Linked DNA regions of Homo sapiens: region 1 is linked to region 2. Evidence: chromatin loops called from intact Hi-C (ENCODE). Cell type or tissue: psoas muscle. All regions are shown on one strand. Each heading gives the region's core, and the rest is flanking DNA. Links, peaks and the distances in the headings are about the cores only.

Region 1 (6,597 bases), core at 1,924-4,423, 71 kb before region 2:
GGCTGGAGTGCAATGGCGTGATCTCAGCTCACTGCAAACTATGTCTCCTGGGTTCAAGCAATTCTCCTGTCTCAGCTTCCTGAGTAGCTTGGATCACAGGCATGCGTCACCACGCCCAGCTAATTTTGTATTTTTAGTAGAGACGGGGTTTCTCCATGTTGGTCAGGCTGGTCTCGAACTCCCGACCTCAGGTGACCAGGCCACCTTGGCATCCCAAATTGCTGGGATTACAGGCGTGAGCCTCCACTCCTGGCTGATGAAGGCATTCTTACACACATCTTGTACCAGGGCCCACTTAAGATTAAGTAATTTGTCCAGGGCTCTAAAGAAACTTTCCAGGCCCTAGAACATAGTTAAAGATTAGATTGAATGAAACACTCTTGCTGGTAGGTGCACACTCGCATGTAGACATATAACTTGAATGTATATAAGCACTGAAAAAAAACTTGTAACTCTCAGTTGATCTGATGAACTTCCCTGACCTTCTCCCTGTGGCTGCTTACAGAAATAAACTCTCTTATTTCCAGGTAATCTGCATCTCATTAATTGGACCATAAGACCAAGCAGCCACACCTCAGTTTTATCCGGGTACAAAATCTGGCAGCTCCACTGGGACAGAGCTGCCCTCAGCAGCTAGAGGCTTGTGACCTGACGGTCTTTAGGAGACTCCCAGCAGCTGCTAGGTACAGTTTGTCCTGAGGACGCTTCTGAGAACTTTCCCTGGGCAAAAGGACCACCCATCCCCTTGCTACTGGGGTAGAACAGGGGCTAGGACACTGAAGGGGTGAGTAAAACTGGATCATAAGCAGGGAGTCTATTGTCTTCCTTATCGGGGCTTGCAAAGCCATTCATTTTGGTACCCTTAAGGAGACAATAGGGCTAATTTGTACATCTACTTTGCATTTGTTTGAAATATATTTACATTTGGCTGTGAGAATCTGTTTTTGTGTGTCTGTTATCTGTTAAGTTTTGAGCACTCAAGATGGGAAACACTGTCTCTGTTCCTGCCCATCGCCCCCTAGGGAGAATTCTGGCAGATTGGAAACAATATGGTTATCCACCCATGACTAAAAAGAAATTAATCTTTTACTGTAACATAGCTTGGCCAATGTATGTTTTAGAGTCTGAAGAAAGGTGGCCAGTTTGTGGGACCTTGAACTTTCACACCATCTCTCAGTTAGAACTATTCTGCCAACGGTTGGGAAAATGGGGGGAAATGCCATATGTCCTGGCATCCATGTTACTGTATGATTAGGATGTTAAGAAAGAAGGGAATAAGTTAATGGTACAATACACTGCTAAGGTTTGTCCTGACTCCTAAGGGGAGGAAGAAAGGACTCAGAAACCCAACAGTTAATAAATGCTCTTAACCCCTATAGTAGCTACTGCTCCAGTGCTAAGGCAAGGAAAGGAAGAGTTACTGCCCCCAGAATATAAGGAAGCCGCAGAGTTAGTGTCTCCCTCTCGAACTAGGCAAGGTACTAATTTGGGGAGGTCACTGACCCTGGAGCAGGGCAATTTCCACTATGACAATACCCAGTAGGGGTTAATCAGCAAGGAGCTCTGGCTGGATATTATTGGGCCTACAATCCTTTTTCCACATCCAACTTGTTAAATTGGAAAAACATCCTTCATATAGACAGGATCCCCAGAAAATGACTGAATTATATACTACTATATTTGCTACTCATTGTAGCACATGGGCAGGTGTGTAAGCCCTCCTGAATATTATGCTCACTGCAGATGAGTGGCAGCTAGTTTTAGACAAAGCAAAAGAGGAAGTGCAACACCTTTATGATGAGGACCTAGATGATACTCCAGATTCTGATAGGGCAATCCTCTCTATGGACCCAAGTTGGTACCCTAATGAGGCCAATGCGGCTGGCATGGTTCACTTGGAACACTACAGGAGATACATATTAAAAGGCATGAAATCAGCTGGGCATGGTGGCTCATGCCTGTAACCCCAGCACTTTGGGAGGCCAAGGCGGGTGGATCACCTGAGGTCAGGAGTTCGAGATCAGCCTAACCAACATGGAGAAACCTTGTTTCTATTAAAAATACAAAATTAGCTGGGCGTGGTGGTGCATGCCTGTAATCCCAGCTATTCGGGAGGCTGAGGCAGGAGAATCACTTGAACCTGGAAGGCGGAGTTTGCAGTGAGCCGAGATCATGCCATTGCACTCCAGCCTGGGCAACAAGAGCAAAACTCCGTCTCAAACAAAAAAAAAAAGGCATGATATCTGGAATGCCTAAACCTAAGAGCTTAAACAATGTACAGCAGCTCCAATAAAAACCTAATGAGGAACCCTCTGAGTTCATGGAACATATTGTCAGGTGTTCAGAAAATATACAGACCCCTACAAGATCCTGAAAATGTCAATATGGTTAATATGACTTTCATAGGGCAAAGTACCCCTGATATCAGGAAAAAGTTCCAAAAGATAGAAGGGGCCTTTGGGACGAATGCCTCCCAATTGATTGATATTGCATTAAAGGTTTATAACAGCAGAGAAACCAGGGAAGTTAAAAACCTGTGACAGGCAACAATACTTCTAGCCACAGCAGGAGGAAATCCAAAAGGAAAGAGATTCCAAAAATGGAGAGGAAAAATAGAAAAGGATCAATGTGCTTGCTGCTGGGAAACAGGACATTGGGACAAGGTTGTCCAAAATTAAGCCAGAGTGAACCAAAATCACTGATGGGAGTTAAGCCTGGAAATGAATTTGAGGAAGATTGAAGGTGCCCAAGGCCCCCAACAGCTCCAACCCTATCTGATATTAAAATCTCCCCACAGGAGCCTGGGGTAAAATTGACAGTAAAGAAACAAAAAGTGGATTTCTTAGTCCACATTGGCACTCCTTATTCAGTGGTTAACACCCCAGTAACTGGACTTTCTAATACTTCTGTTAATGTGGTTGGGATAAGCAGAGAACTAAGATCGGAATGGTTCCTGTGTCCCCTCTCTTGTAAAGTGGGCAATGAATTAATACTCTTAAATTCCTTTATGTGCCAGAGTTCCCAGTCCCTTTACTTGGCAGAGACCTGCTATGTACCTGCTATGTAAGTCTGTAATCCCGAGAAACACCAGATGTGTCTCCCAAGTGCCTCTGGAACATGGGTTTCAGCTGCAGGCGCTCCTAACAGACTCAGAGGCTTCCAACTCTAAAACAGGGACTATTCCACAGGAAATCCTTGACAAGGTAAGCTCAGAGATTTGGGCTTCACATGGGCCCAGGAAGGCCATCAGTGTGGACCCAGTGAAAATTAAAATTAAGGAAGGAGCCTAGCCAGTCCAGAAGAAACAATACACTTTAAAAAGAGAAGCACTAGAAGGCATTCAACCAGTCTTTGTCCAGTTCTTGTAGTATGGCCTAATAGTACCCCATCATTCTCCTTACAACACTCCAATTTTGCTGGTGAAAAAGCCTCACTCACACAAATTTTAATTTGTACAAGATTTAAGGGCAATTAATGACATTGTAGAAGATGTACATCCCACTGTAGCTAACCCATGTACTGTGTTTATTTCTCTTCCTGGAGATCGTGAATGGTTTACAGTATTGGATTTAAAGGATGCTTTCTTTTGCATACCTGTACGCATAGAAAGTCAATTGCGGTGTGTCTTTGAATGGACAGATCCTGAAGCCGCAACTCAGTTTCAGTGTTATTGGATTGTGTTCCCACATGGGTTTAAAAACTCTCCAACTATATTCGGAGAAGTCTTGGCTCAAGACTCAAGAAGTTTACAATTGGAAAATGGGGTGTTGTTAGAATACATGGATGATTTACTAATATCTAGCCCCTGTGAATGGGGATGTCAAAATAATACCATTAAAACTCCAAATCACCTAGCAACCCATGGGTACAAGGTTTCAAGTAAAAAGGCTCAAATATGCAGAAAAACTGTGGGGTACTTAGGGTTTCTCTTGCAGAAGGGAACCAGAGCCTCGATGGTGGAAACATGAAATGCAATTGCCTCCATCACCACACCCTCTACTAGAAGACAGCTGAGAGGATTTCTGGGTATGGCAGGGTTTTGTTGCATTTGGATTCCTAACTATGGACTGCCAGCAAAGCCACTATATGAGCTGTTGAAAGGGGCTGACAATGATCCCTTCAACTGGGAAGTGAAACAAACACCAACATGCATTCAAACAACTGAATGTAAGTTAATTTCTGCACCAGTCTTGGGGCTTCCAAATCCTCACAAGCTCTTTCAACTGTACAATCATGAGAGACTGGGTCTGGCACTCAGGGTCCTCTCCCAAAAGTTAGGAGAAATATTACAGCCAGTAGCTTACTTTTCTAAGCAGCTGGTGACTGTGGCCAAAGGCTGCCCACCCCCTTGTTTAAGGGCAGTCTCTGCCACCAGCCTGCTGTTAAAGGAAGCTGAGAAGCTAACTTTGGGACAGCCTGTCACAGTCTATGTGCCTTGCCAAGTGCTGGTGCCACTGGAACAAAAGGGAGACTATTGGCTGACAGCAGCAAGTTAGGCAAATGCCAGGCCATTTTTAAATGACCCCACAGTGAAATTACAAACCACCAGAGCCCTGAACCCAGCTACTTTACTTCTTCCTACCAAAGAACCAAAACAACCTATGCATAATTGTTTATAAGTTATTGATCAAGTATTTTCCAGCCATCCTGATTTGAAGAATACAGCCACGCTGCATGTAGATTGGACATTTTTCATAGATGGGAGCAGCCTGGTAACCAATGGAAGAAAGAATGCTGTATATGCTATGGTGACCTCTTAAGAGGTAGCAGAGGCAAGGACTTTACGTGGGAACCTCTGCACAGAAGGCAGAGCAAATCACCCTTATAAGAGCCTGCAGTTGTCCCAAGGTAAAAACACCAACATCTATGCTGATTCTAACTCTAAATATGCATTCATGATAGTCCATGCTCATGGGGACATTTGGAAGGAGAGGGGATTACTGAAGGCTGTCAATACTGAAATTAAATATGCCACACAAGTACTGGAATTACTAGAAGCAATAAAGGCTCTACAGGTGGTTGCTGTAATGCATTGTCTTGGCCATCAACACAGCAATTTCAAAATAGCAAAGGGAATGCCTTTGCAGACCACACTGCCTGGCACTTAGCCAGCATTGAATTCCAGACACCTCTAATTCCTCAAATAGATTTAACAGGCTTTAGGCCCCAATATAGTCCTTGAATGAGAAAAGTGCAGAAAGCAAGGGAGTTGCTTTAAATAAGGAAGGCTTGAAAGTAAATAACAAGGGCCTAATTTGGATACCGGCTCAACTTGTCCATCCAATGTTAAAGTATATCCATGATAGCACACACTATGGGTGAGAGTGTTCATTAGCCTTCATTCAGTGGTATTAGAGAGGGAAAGGGCTAAAAGCTAATTTGGAAAATACAGTCCAGTGCTGTTATCTGTGTGCTAGAAATGAACTTAACAATCACAGTTGAGGACAACCCAGACATCAAAACAGAGGAAAATACCCACTGGAAAATTGGCAAATAGACTTTCCTCAAATGCCACCCTCCCGTGGAGGATACAAATACCTCTTAGTTCTAGTAGACACCTTCTCTGGCTGGGTAGAGGCTCACAGAATGAGCAACTGAAGTAATTAAAGTTTTCTTAAAGGAAATCATACCTCAGTATGGGCTTCTGGACATAATTCAAAGCGATAATGGGCCCTCATTCACATCTGACATAACTCAATAAGTAAATAAGGCACTTGGAATAAAATGGAAACTACATTCGGTGTGGAGACCTCAATCTTCCGGACAGATGGAAAGAATGAATCTAACACTGAAAACAATCATTGCCAAACTGTGCTGGGAAACCCAGTTAAAGGGAATTCAGGTACTCGGCATTGCACTGCTCCGGGTAAGGGTAACCCCCAAAGTGGGATTAAGTCTCGTCTCTACAAAATTATATTTGGGAGACCCTTTGCTGCTAATCCATCTCGGGTTACTGAGGCACCCCTTAACAGGGAGTTAACTATTAAAAACTGTGTTACTCACTTGGGACAAACTCTTAACCTTTTGCATAAATTTAACAGGAGCATTGTGAACTCTGAAGAACTGTGCCACACATTCCAGCCCGGTGATCAAGTGCTATTAAAAGAATGGAAAGAAACAGACCCTGCTTCCCAGCTGCAGGAGAAATACAAAGGGCCCTATGATGTGCTGCTAAGCACCAGTTCAGCACTGAAACTGGTGGACATCAAGCCATGGATCCACTACACACGATTGAAAAAGTTCCTGCAAGAAGAAACATCCACGACAGAGGACACCAAGGCCACCGAATGGGAGATGGAACCCCTGGAAGGCCTAAGATTTCTGTTCAACAAATGACAAGATTTTCCCTTATAATATTTTTCCTTTCTGCTCCTTTTGTTGTTAATGCCTCTACCTCTAACGTTTTCCTACAATGGGCACACAGTTATGCAGATGGCTTACAACAAGGAGACCCTTGCTGGGTCTGTGGTTCGTTACCCGTCACTAACACCATGGAGCTACCTTGGTGGGTCTCCCCGCTACAAGGGAAAGACTGGGTTTTTTTTCAAAGCTTTATAGGGGATCTTAAACAATGGACAGGGGCACAGATGACTGGGG
Region 2 (6,597 bases), core at 1,321-3,820:
TTATTATATGTCTCCTATTGGTTCTGTTTCTCTGGGTAATCCCCACCAATACACCCTGCTTGACACCTATGAAGTTATCCATTTCGATCATACTCATTTTGTCAGTCTTTGGCTTGCAGAGAAAGATAAGAGAAATGTTAAAGTTGGAAAAGTAACTTGGTTGCCTTCAATGGTGATCTCACCTCAGTAAAATCTGAGGCAGGTCACCATTTTAGGTGACTTCAAAGTTTCTGGGATAGGGTGGAAAGTGGGACAGGAGCTCAGAATGGGAAAATCAGATGCCATGCCATTGCTGGTCCCGGTTTGATTGGCCACCAAGAGGCCACCAGGCCTCACACGGCTGTTCCAGGGAAGTCCACTCCCATCAACAAAGCAAAAGTATGTGACACAAAGTGTGGATTACTCCCTAAAAGGCCCCATCTTAGTTGCTTTTAAGTAACAAAGGTGTTTCTATTTAATACTTTAGTTGGTGCCTGGCTCATACATTGTTAACATCTTTGAGGAAAACAACTGAGGAATGGCATTGTCAAAATCTGTCATAGGCTCTAAAAACTCAGATTTCTATTTCGTGGTGTATAAAATTCGAGGAGCAGACTTCCCAAGTTTCTTTCCAATGCCAACATACTTATGTTTCTCTTTGATAAACCTGTCAGTTTTTATTACCAATTAGAATAGCCTACAAAGTAAAAAATGTTTGGCAATGGATTTGGGTGGGCAGTCCTCAGAGAACCTGAATTGTGGAAAATCAGCCTTATCAGGAGGTCTATCCCAGAGTGGGAGAGCCAGCTGCAGTCCCCTAGAAAGTTACAAGCCTACCTTCTGAGAGACACTTGCACAAGTACGGGAATTCTTCTGAAACGGAGAACTCTGCCAATTGCTGTTTATCACAGTTTCTCGGTTTGCTTTTCAAGTACCAGACTGTGAGAGAATTACCTTCATTGCTAAGACAATATTTGTTTCCTTAGCTTCTCAGTGAGTGAACAGTGACCCAAAACCTGGGGCCAATATGTGTAAGACTTTGGAGAAAAGAAAGATTTTGTGAGGGAAAGGGAAAAGGGGTCGTCTGAATTTGGATTGAGATTAGTTTGATTGGGTAATGGAAAACAACCAAAAAACAAACTAATTCTTTGTCAAATCCCACCACAGAGGCACATTTCAAAAAAAAAGACATCAATGCCCCTGAAATCAGGGAAAAGGCCACCACAGGAATTTCAAATTTCCATCACCACAAACATCCTCCAGCAGTCAGCACCAAAGCCAGATCACGTGACCTCCAATCCATCTGTAGACTGAAACGATAACTTGTTTCAGTTATTTCAAAAATTTCACAGACTTTATACGACTTGTTCCCAAATCTATATAGATGGTGTGATAAGGAACCAAATATAAATTATATTTAAAAGCCCTACTGATCCCTAGTAGCTTTCAGTCTTTTCATCACTCAAGTCACTGAAAGTCTAACTACTTGTACACCAAGAACCATTTTTGACTTTGAAAGAAGGTCCTCTGAGCACAAAGTGAAACTGCCTTTGCAAAAATTGTAACTGAGGAAATTATGACAGTGAAAGACATCAGACCTAACCAACTCCATCTTGCTTCTAACCTTTAAGCTGTCCTTGTTCATTCCTGGGCACAGGGCAAACTAAGCTTAGAAAGAAATTTAGTTGTTTATAGTTTAACTCTGAAACAAACTAAATAATAGCCCTTTGACTGGAACCAGTCTGCCTTTGTAGGACTAAGAGATTAGCTACAAGATTAAAAATTATGGTTTAGGGACAATGCAACCTCTGACTGCAAGAGTCTGAACCTCCCCAAATTGCTCCTGGGAATACCATCACTATTGTAAAAGTCAAGATTAGTGCCCGAGATATTTTGCAGACTCTGCACTTCATGCACCAGCTGATACCACCCAGACGCGTAATCTGGCTCAACCAGTTCTTTGATCTCACCCAGGAACAGAAGACAGCAAAAAATATTCACTTCAACCCCCTATGATTCCATCTCTAACCTGACCAGTCAGCACTCCCCACTTCCTGAGCTCCTGGCCGCCAAATTGTCCTTAAAAACTCCGATCCCCAAATGCTCCGAGAGACTGATTTGAGTAATAATAAAACTCCGGTCTCCTGCACAGTGGGCCATGCATGAATTACTCTTTCCCCATTGCAGTTTCCCTGTCTTGATAAATCGGCTTTCTCTAGGCAAGGTGAACCGTTCGGCAGTTAAGAAAAAGTTGGATCCATTGTATTATAGATGAGGAAGAAGAAGCTATGCACTACCAGGCTTGCCCTGCTGGCCCGTCCTTGGCTTCGTGGAGTCCCGCCAAGCCCACAGTTGCTGGTTCTGTCCACACACTCTCCCACCGCAGTTGTCAGACATGAAAGACATCCCCAGCTGTCTAGAGTGAGAGGGGACACAGAGAGGAGGCTGCAAGGCCTGCCTGTGTTTGTGCCTTAACCTTTAAAAGCAGGGCCCTGCAAAAGGACAAGGGCAGTTTAATTTAAATCTCTCTGGAGCTTAAACTCAGCTCTTTTCTTTTGTTTTTTTGATTCCACCTTGTTGCTCTTTCCTTTCTTGCTGGATTGTGTTTGCATTTTCTCCTGAATGTGTGGTTTCCATCTCGTCCAGCAGATCTAAGGTAATTTCAGTTTTGTTTCTAAAAATGTCATTGTCTGCTTCTTTCCCACCGTCTGTCTTTTGTCTTTGGACAATGTGAATATTTAGCTGCATAACACATAGAGATTCTCTTCCCAGTGCTTTATTTTAGGACTACCCAGATCTGATGTAGTCAATAAAACACTCATCTGTCAGTTTTTTAGCTCTAATATGATGTCTAATGAATACGTTAAGTGACATCACATGAAGCAGAACTGTGGGCTACTGCATTTTTTTTTTTTTTTGCCTGCATATTTTTTGGTACAGGAAAAGTAAGACACTAGATTTTGGATATGCTTTCCTATTTTCTTAAACAAACTCTAACAGTTGTTATCTGTCAAACCCAGGGGACTTCAAATGCTGATACTTGGTGTCTTCAATATGACTACATACATAATCTGGAAATAGTCTAGCCTTCATTTCGTAAAAGCACACATTGTTTTTTTGCTGCAGGCATCTCAATGTTGGAATAATGTCTTATTCTTAGACTTTATGTTTTTCCATTCTTAAGTAATCCTGAAACTAGCTCAATACATTGAGCTGGCTATGTTGTTTTTCAGATGGATTTCCTGAATTGCTAGCATCAAGTACTTTGCTCTCTTTTCATGACACCCCACTTCTATTTATAGCCAACAGATGATCAGAAGCCAGGGTCAAGGACAGTTGCTGTTTGGTCAAGCCCAGCTGTTGAACGCTGATTGGTAACTGGCAAGGTGTGGCAATTGCCATCTGGCCATGCCAGGGTCCTGATAGCACTGCCAGCATTTGTTTAATTCAGGCAAAGCAGCTAACTTCAGCTTGCTCTGCTGAAGCAAACCTGTTTTGGACATCTCAACTGGTAAAATTGGTTCCTGAGTTTAAATCCAACTTGAAAATTTAAAGCAGCACCATCTGAGTCATTGGGGTCTATCAAGACACACTTTATATCCCCCTTGGTTCAGATTCAGAGACAGAAGCATGTAGTCTCAATTCCTTTCTGACGAACAGCATTGAGTACTTCTGCAGAACATAAACTAGAAAACCAATTTCTGTAGCTCAGAAAGATGAGTATTTTTATGGCTCTCCATACTGGAAGGGAGAGATGCATTAAATCAATCATATGAATTAACATGGCATCGTGGAGCAGTATCCTCCAGAAATTAGATCAGCCCCTAAAAGAAATCAAGTCACTGTTAAATGGTGGAGTATACATTCTGTTAGTGAGTGACTTGACACTTGTGAGGGTTGAGGGACTGGTGGGAAAAATGCCTGCTCTCTTGGTTAAAACTTTACTGGGACTGGTATTCAGAACTCTTGGCAAGATTTATGCAGATCCTGCTTTGTACTTGCAAATTACTTTCACAATAATTTCAATCGTTATTAATCAGCAGGCATTGTGTGAATGACAGATGCTATATAATCTCTACAAAACAGTCCTCAGGATCTGGTATTCCACAGTCATTTTCCCCGTGCAAGGACCAACAAAGCCCAGCATCTTCGCCATCTTTCTGGGAGAGGTTGGAATGTTTTCCCTTTTTTACGAGAGGAAATTGAGTCACAGTAAGAATAAATGCCTCTCTGGGAGCCAGGATGACACTCGACCTCAGTTTCTCTCTTAGAATTAAAGGACCCCGGCAAGCGTTCACAAGGAAATGCATTTCCTTCCTGGAGACAGCAATTTTACTTTGAGGATAAAAATTAGTAAGATGCCTTCCTCATAAAAATCTTATTGAGGCTCTCAGAATATAAACTTTGGATATTCTCATGTTCAGAGACCCTGTTTTTAAGGGACCCTGTGTGGTTTGGTGGGCCAAGAGCATCCACTTTGGGGCCCACGCGGCCCAGTGTTGAATCCTAGCTCTGCTACTCAGTTTGTGACCAGATGCTAGCTGGGAGAGGTGGGTGTCCCTCTGAGTCCTGAGTTTCTGTTTGCATGGCCTGGGCTCAGATGCTCACTTAGGGCGGAGCACAGGTCAGATGGGCTGTGGGTTACAGCTGCAGCCTGGGCTCTGGTTATTCCCACCCCTTTCTTTCTCACCCATCCTGGATAGAATCTGTGGTTAAGAACCACTGTATGGATACATAGAGTGAATCTTTGTCAAATATAATATTTAGTAGTTGTATGATTAAATTTAAAGGCATCTCTGGCAAAATCCCAAATAGTCTTACTGATAGCCTTTCTAGTTGTGTGTAGGAAGTGAGTGTGTTTCTGACAGGTTTTGAGATGAGAAATACCACACACAAAAGAAAATCCAAACCATTAGGGTATTTGACTGATAAAATATCTTTTACTGTACGGATCATGAAGAGATAATTCAATACAGATGGTTAATGAAGATATTTTTACTTCATTGGTAATTTCAAGAAATACAAATTCAAAGAACAACAAAATCAAATTTTCACCTGCTACGTTTGTAGATTTAAAAAGAAGATTGACTACTGGTGAGGATGCAGAAAGATGGGCAATCCCGTTTGTGGTTGGCCAGAAATTTGATACAATTTTTATTATACATAGATAAATAACTTCCTAGTACCAAATTTTCTGCCAGTTATTAATACTGAGTGTTATTAACACTGGGAAGTTATTTGTCAATATATAACAAAAAGCCTTTAAAATGTTTATATCTTTCAACCGAGTCATCTATTTTAAAGAAATAATAATTTTGTAAAGGAAACAAAAAGTTATACTCAAAGATATCCTTGCAGTGCTACAATTTTTAATGGGGAGAATTGGAAACAAGCTCAGAACAATAAAAGGGTGGGTGGTTAAATATGCTACTTAGAATGAAATATGCTGGCATTAAAATGAGATTTTAGTAATAATCTATGGTCATAGCTACCATTTATGAAGAGTTTACTATATGCCAGGCCCCAAGCTAAGCACTTTGAAAATATATTATTTTATTTAAATCTTATTACAACAGATTAGTAACCTCCCAACTTCCAACAATTTTATCACCTCATTTAAACTCATTTGACAAATTAGAAAATGGGGGAAAAAAGTGTTAACATGAGCAAATTCTCTTGATATTCCTTTAAGCAAAAAAAAAAAAAAAAAGGAAGTATACAAAGTTGTATGCACAGTAGTCCCCTCTTATCTGCTTATCTGCATGGGATGCCTTCCAAGACCCCCCACCAGATGCCTGAAACCTCAAATAGTACTGAATCCTATATATTCTCTGTTTTTTCAAACTGATAACCAAAACAACTACTATGTGGTATACATCGTGGGTATTCTGGACAAAAGGATATTTCACATTTCAGGAGGACCTAGTGGGACAGCGTGGGAGTTCATCAAGCACCTTAGAATATTGCACGATTTTAAACTTATGAATTGTTTATTTCTGGAATTTTTCATTTACTATTTTCAGACTGCAGTTGACTGCAAATAACTAAAACGTTGGAAAGTGAAAGTGCAGGTGAGAAGGGACTGCCGTAGTTTCAGCTCAACTATAGAAGTACAATAAACCCACTCATAATCTTGTAAGTAGGAATAAAACTCCAAACTGCATAAAGTGCAGGTTTGTATTATTACCAAGTTCCTGAAGTATCAGTGGGGGCTGGAAGGTGGAGGACAGCTCCATCGCTAGTCATTCACATGCATTATTCTGGATACATGAAGTTTAGTGAGAAATTTACCGAGATGTTGAGTGATTTTTCTCTGTATTGTAGCATTATGGGTAATTTATGCTTTTCTGGCTTTTCCACATTTTCTACAATTAGCATGTAGACGTATTGCATTAAAAATGCTTTGAAAAGTTTAGAAAACTTAAAGCAATTTGTTTTACTAATTTTTTAAAATAAGAGGGCAATGACATCTCTATTCTTTACAGTCCTTTTAGATCTGACAGCTCAGTAATTTAGACAGGAGAGAGAAAAGACAAAGCCCAGTGGTCAGAGGGAAATGGGAGGTGTGTCCCCTCCCAGCTACAGTGAGGGGGCCACGTGACGCCTGTGGCAGCATCT

What was found. Hi-C counts contacts between places; a loop is a spot of excess contacts. Peaks named below come from ENCODE experiments on the same cell type or tissue, not always from the same donor. Only the 100,000 strongest peaks of a DNase experiment are listed, where the experiment ranks them.
Region 1: a loop joins it to region 2, with 2.1 times the contacts of the local background. A loop is called at or near these places in 7 of 110 quality-filtered maps.

Annotation. Positions count from the first base shown.
Region 1 is chr3:16,764,091-16,770,687 of GRCh38, forward strand. It overlaps PLCL2UT (PLCL2 upstream transcript), which reads left to right. Exons shown (of 6, transcript NR_199590.1): 4 at 528-784; 5 at 3,017-3,203; 6 at 6,042-6,597. Among named protein-coding and RNA genes, the nearest start is that of PLCL2UT, 43 kb to the left of the region's middle. RefSeq lists an enhancer at 4,731-5,305. In psoas muscle, for the core only: no CTCF peak of the experiment used is centred there; no DNase peak of the experiment used is centred there.
Region 2 is chr3:16,835,458-16,842,054 of GRCh38, forward strand. No RefSeq gene overlaps it. Among named protein-coding and RNA genes, the nearest start is that of PLCL2, 46 kb to the right of the region's middle. In psoas muscle, for the core only: a CTCF peak has its summit at 2,288; DNase peaks (open chromatin) are centred at 2,324 and 3,364; H3K4me3 peaks cover 2,137 bases; H3K27ac peaks cover 2,175 bases.